Regions from separate parts of the Homo sapiens genome. Here region 1 is linked to region 2. A link is an interaction called in ENCODE POLR2A ChIA-PET data of the cell type or tissue named here. Cell type or tissue: HepG2. All regions are shown on one strand. Each heading gives the region's core, and the rest is flanking DNA. Links, peaks and the distances in the headings are about the cores only. Region 1 overlaps ZNF574 (zinc finger protein 574). Region 2 overlaps TMEM145 (transmembrane protein 145).

Region 1 (2,904 bases), core at 144-2,643, 230 kb after region 2:
TAGGATTTGGAACTATATATATGTATATAAACATTAAAATGTATGTTTGTATGTCTATAGAGTAAAACAAACTATAAAAAAATCTTTATATACATATATATTATTTACTGTATCTATTGTGTAATTTATATACATATAACAGGTAGGATACACACATACACACACACGCACATAACCTGATTTTTTTTTTGTATAAACAGAACCCTAATACATTAACTTTTCAAATGTTATGTCATTTATTTTACAAGAACAATTATTAGAATTTGTTTTAGGCCAGACGCGGTGGCTCATGCCTGTAATCCCAGCACTTTGGGAGGCTGAGGCAGGTAGATCACCTGAGGTCAGGAGTTCAAGACCAGCCCGACCAACATGGTGAAACCCTGTCTCTACTAAAAATACAAAAAACTAGCCTGGCATGGTGGTGCGCAGCTCTAATCCCAGCTACCTGGGAGGGTGAGGCAGAATTGCTTGAACCCAGGAGGCGGAGGTTGCAGTGAGCCGAGATCGTGCCATTGCACTCCAGCCTGGGTGATACAGTGAGACCCTGTCTTAAAAAAGGAGTTCTTTCAGGCCGGGCACAGTGGCTCATGCCTATAATTCCAGCACTTTGGGAGGCTGAGGTGGGCAGATCACCTGAGGTCAGGAGTTTGAGACCAGCCTGGCCAACATGGTGAAACCCCGTCTCTACTGAAAATACAAAAACGTAGCCGGGTGTGGTGGCACGCGCCTATAATCCCAGCTACTCGGGAGGCTGAGGCAGGAGAAACGCTTGAACCTGGGAGGTGGAGGCTGCAGTGAGCCGAGATCACACCACTGCACTCCAGCCTGGGCGGCAAAGACTCCAACTCAAAAATAAAAAGGAAAAAGAGTTCAACAGAAAGATCTGGAATAATCTTTGGGGGGGGGGGTCTCAGAAGCAAGGCTAGCACAGCAGCCTAGCATCCCACCAGTCACATACTCCCATCTTGTCTCTACCACCCTCCCCAAAGTATGCAGAAGGCAACAGAGTAGAGAGAAAAGCATATCGGTGATTAAACCAAATGAAATGAAATCAGGCTTAAATTCAAGCTCTGCCCTGCCTGGATTGAATGTGACCTTGGGCAAGTCATCTCAATGCTTTTGACTGGAGATTCCTTCCCTGCAAAATGTTCTCACGTAATCAGTGTGAATATTATTCAGTTATATAGTACTTGAGACTGACTAGATGTTCAAACATTAGCCAGCCATCCCAACAATCCATCACTCACAATAAAAATCTGTTGGCTGAGCCAAAGTCCAACTCCAGGGGAATTCAAGTCACCACCTCTCATGAATCTTCCTACATCCAGACACATATTATTCAGAATCTCCTTTAATTCCACAGCTCTAGAGATCATGCCTACCTGCATTTGCTCTTGGGGATCAATGAGAAAATCAGATGGCCTTGGGAGACAAGGTCCACATCAGGCCAGGAGTCAGGGACAGGAGTGTAAAAATCTGATTTCTCTGAAAGTTCCTGCCACCAGTACAAACACTCTTGAGCTTTTCCACAGAGCCATGGGACCTCTAGTGGCAAGAGAGCCATGCTACCTCCATCTAGCAGTGAAGTGAAGGCCCTGCTATGAGAGCCATGCCCATGAACACCAGGTCATTCTCTTCAGCCCAGCAAATGTTTACTGAGCTCCTACTACCCCTAATACCTGCCAGGCCCACTTCTGGGTGTTGGTGATGCAGCCACGAGAGGTAAGACCCATGACTCCCAAATTCCACTCTACACACTGCTGGCAACTCAGTCTTTATTGATGGTTTCATTTTTGGGGTCACCAGTGCTAAGAGGTGGAAGGTGGGGGGGCACCTTTATGTGTGTCAAGGACCCCAGAGCACCCCCCTCACGAGAGAATAAATCCAATTTAGAACTTACAAGGTGGTGGGGATGGGAAGAGGAAGGGACACAGTATGTACAGATGCTTAAGGGGATGCTGGAGGGCCTTCAGCAACAGGGAATGGAGGTGCCAAAGAGGAAGTCGGGCAGAGTCAGCCACTGATCTGGACCCCCTCAGCCTCGGCCAGAGGGTAGATCTCAATGGCTTCCACCAGGGGTAGCGCCTCCACAGCAGTCTCCATGACGGCCAGGCCAACGGCAGCCTCCGCCTCTGCCAGCTGCTGCCGCACAGCTGCCTGATGCTGCTGCTGATGGGTCTTGCGGTGCTTCCAGAGGTTGGAGAAGGAGCGGTAGCTCTTGCCACAGTCAGGGCAGGAGTAGGGTCGTTCGCCTGTGTGGATGCGGCGATGTTCTGCCAGGCGCATGGAGATGGCAAAGGCCTTGCCACACACTTCACAGGCAAAGGGCCGCTCACCTGTGTGCAGGCGCCGGTGGTCTTTCAGGTGGGTACTCTGACGGAACGCTTTGCCACAGTCTGGACATGGGTATGGCCGCTCACCTGTGTGGATGCGCCGGTGCACCTGCAGTGACGTCTCTGTGCTGAACAGCTTCTTGCACTCGCTGCACTCTAGACCCCGGCGGCGGGCAGGGGCCGCAGGGGATGCTGTAGCAGTGCTTCCAAGGGCTGCTGGAGAGGCAACTGGTGCACGAGTGGCCCGTGGGGCTCGAGGGGCAGGGGGCTCCTTAGCCAGGACCTCTCCAGGCCCAGCAGCTGCATGGGCCGCCTCGTGTGCCTGCAGTCGAGCAGCTGAGCCCACTTTCTTGCCACAGGTGCCACACTCAAAGCGCCGTGGGGCCTGGGCAGCAGCGGCTGCACAGCGGTGCTCCCGGAGCCGCAGTGAGGAGGGGAAGGCAGCCCCACAGGATGGGCAGCGGTGGGGCTGGCGCCCGGCATGGACCACGAGCTGGTGCACCTCCAGCAGCCGACGCAGCAAGAAGGAGCGGGGGCACTCGCGACACTTGTAGGGGTATTCACCTGTGTG
Region 2 (2,904 bases), core at 237-2,736:
GACGGGGTTTCACCATGTTAGCCAGGATGGTCTCAATCTCCTGACCTTGTGATACGCCCACCTCGGCCTCCCAAAGGGCTGGGATTACAGGCGTGAGCCACCACGCCTGGCGAGATCCTGTTGTTTTATGGGTAAACCTGATGCACTTCTTGTGAAAGTAATTTTTCACAAAGTGAGTAAGTGGCAGATTCTGGGCAACAGCTGCCTGAGTGAAAAGTCCATCTCCCTCACTATGGAGGGTCTGAGATGGGGGGCAACCACTTCTGGGGAGCCCCGAGAGGGAGGCAGGGACAGGCTGGGGCCCACCAATTCTCACCAGAGGGTATAGGCAGCAAAGAAGGGCACATAAAAAGGCTGCTTCTCAGGAAAGTGTCGCAGTGAGACAAGCACAGCATAGCAGAACCACACGTAGGCCGCCACCTGCAGTCCAATGAGCCCGTAGCCGGCCGGCGACTCATACGTGTACAGTACCTGGCCTGGGTCAAAGAACTAGACCCGCAGGAGAGGGTCCATCACAGCCTGGCCTCCTCCCCTCTATTAGGGTCCCCGGACCCCACCCCTGGGCACTTGGGAACAGAGGTACTCGGTCAGAACACAAGCAACAGGAGAGCCAGGCACGGAGACAGAAGCATATTGAGGTAGAGAGAGAGGGTGAAAAAGACAGGAAGAGAATAAATCAGTTACTGTTTGCTCAACACAGGGCTAAACCCCTCTCATGTGTGAGTTTTTCCATCAGCATCTACTCAACGAGGTAGGTCTTATTACTGCTCCATCTCACAGAAGAGGAAACTAAGGCTAAGAGGGAAGCCCTTTGGCCAAAGCCATACAGACGATAGAAAGCCTTAGAGGGGCTCCATGGGGTAGGTAAGATCCTCCCAATTTTCCAAGAAGAAAATGGGCCCAGAGACAGGGGTCGTCACCCAAGGTCAGGCAGCTAGGAAGTGGGAGAGCTGGTGTGGAATCCAGGTCTGTGTGACTCCTGAACTCTTAGTCACGATATTGAGCACAAATGTGACAGACAGTGAGAGACAGAGGGAGGAGAAAGAAAGCTGCTGCGGGATGGTGAAGAGAGGAGGAATCACTTAGACAGATGGGAAAGCAGAAAATCGAAGAGTGGGAGAGAGAGCGAGCCAGCAGGAGCAGGATGTGGGCAAGGGCGAGCAGACAGGTCAAGGGGGAGGCGGCGCCAAAAGCAGGGGAAGGCAGGGCCCGGCCAGGGGCCAGTCGGACTCACTTCCGCCTCGTAGATGAGCAGCACCACATGGGTGAGCGTGTACAGGGTCATGTAGACAGACAACTTCACGGAGCCCGCGTGGCTGATGCGGCCCCTGGCAGCAGGCCATGAGGGGAGACAGCAGGGTGGGGGCCGTCAGGGAGGAGGATGCACCCAGCCCCCCAACCCTGCCCCTGCCCTGCTCCCCCACCAGCCGCCCCACGAGCACGCCCTGCCCGGGCACCGTGTCACCGTGAATCCCTTCCCCAGGAGGATAAGCATCAGCAGGAAGATGAGGAAGCTGGAGGAGAAGAGCAGCTTGGCTGGGAGAAGGGAGGAGGGGGCGGCTCAGAGCCAGGCTCAGACCTGATGCCCAACCTGAGCCCTGGGCTCCACCCTCTCCCCACCCAGCTTCATTCTCACCCAAGATCTTCACACTCTCGTTGCCAATGCCATCGGTGGCATATTGACCCCAGTAGATGCAGAAAAATAGGAGGCTCAGGACTGAGGGGAGGATGGGCAGATAAGAAAGGATAGAAAGCAGCTCTGGGGCATCACTGTTCTCTAGCACTACCATCCAGGCAGTCTGAATCCCGCCTCCTCCCTTAGGACTCCAGACCTTCTACCCCGACTCACCTGCTAGGAGAATCTGGAGTCCAGCCCCCAACCCTGCTCCCCAAGGACCCAGGGGCCCAGGCCCCCACCCCCTACCCCCTCAGACCCAGGGGTCCAGGCCCTCACCCCCTCCCCCCTCAGACCCAGGGGTCCAGGCCCCCACCCCCTCCTCCTTCAGACCCAGGGGCTCAGGCCCCCAGACCCTCCTCCTCCAGGACCCAGGGGTCCAGACCCCCAGCTCCTCCTCCCTCAGACCCAGGAGTCCAGGCTCCCAGCCCCTCCTCCCCCAGACTCAGGAGTTCAGGCCTTTATTGTTTTGTTTTGTTTTGTTTTGTTTTTTGAGACAGAGTCTCTCTCTGTCACCCAGGTTGGAATGCAGTGGCGTGATCTCGGCTCACTGCAATCTCCACCTCCCGGGTTCAAGCAATTCTCCTGCCTCAGCCTCCTGAGTAGCTGGGATTACACGCACACGCCACCATGTCCAGCTAATTTTTGTATTTTTAGTGGAGACAGGGTTTCACCATGTTGGTCAGGTTGGTCTTGAACTCCTGGCCTCGTGATCCGCCCACCTTGGCCTCCCCAAGTGCTAGGATTACAGGTGTGAGCCACCGTGTCCAGCCTAGTTCCGGCCTTTATACTCCCTCAAGGACCCAGGGGTGTCAGGTCCCACCCCCTCCTCCCCCAGGAACCAGGGGTCCAGGTCCCCAGCCCATCCTCCCCCAGGAACTAGGGCTCCAGCCCCTTCTCCCCCAGGACCCAGGAGTCGAAGCCCCCAGGCCCTTCTCCCTTGGACCCAGGAGTCCAGGCCCCCAGCCCCTCCTCCCCCAGGACCCAGGAGTCCAGGCCCCCAGGCATTCCTCTTAGGCCCAGGTGTCTGGCCCCAAGTGCCTTCTCTTTCAGAACCCAAAAGTTGGGACACGGAACCTCACCCTCTACTCCTGCTGCGGCCATGAACATTTTATAAGTTGTGTGGAGCAACTGACGACCTTTCAGCAAATCTAGGAAGCAAGGTAGGGAAAGGCTGTCCACAGGCAGAAAGGGAGAGCAGCTCACCTCCCCCAACCCTGCTCCCTCCT

What was found. Peaks named below come from ENCODE experiments on the same cell type or tissue, not always from the same donor. Only the 100,000 strongest peaks of a DNase experiment are listed, where the experiment ranks them.
Region 1: POLR2A ChIA-PET joins it to region 2 with 11 read pairs; 4 of 35 experiments call an interaction of 5 or more read pairs at or near these places.

The regions. Positions count from the first base shown.
Region 1 is chr19:42,080,407-42,083,310 of GRCh38, reverse strand. ZNF574 (zinc finger protein 574) reads right to left here. Exons shown (of 2, transcript NM_022752.6): 2 at 1,759-2,904. The coding sequence ends at 2,014. Among named protein-coding and RNA genes, the nearest start is that of ZNF574, 5.7 kb to the right of the region's middle. In HepG2, for the core only: a CTCF peak has its summit at 1,549; DNase peaks (open chromatin) are centred at 1,260 and 1,550.
Region 2 is chr19:42,315,294-42,318,197 of GRCh38, reverse strand. It overlaps TMEM145 (transmembrane protein 145), which reads right to left. Exons shown (of 15, transcript NM_173633.3): 8 at 2,758-2,826; 9 at 1,637-1,717; 10 at 1,458-1,536; 11 at 1,235-1,328; 12 at 317-489. Among named protein-coding and RNA genes, the nearest start is that of TMEM145, 3.4 kb to the right of the region's middle. In HepG2, for the core only: a CTCF peak has its summit at 415 (motif pointing left); a DNase peak (open chromatin) is centred at 1,207; H3K4me3 peaks cover 1,468 bases.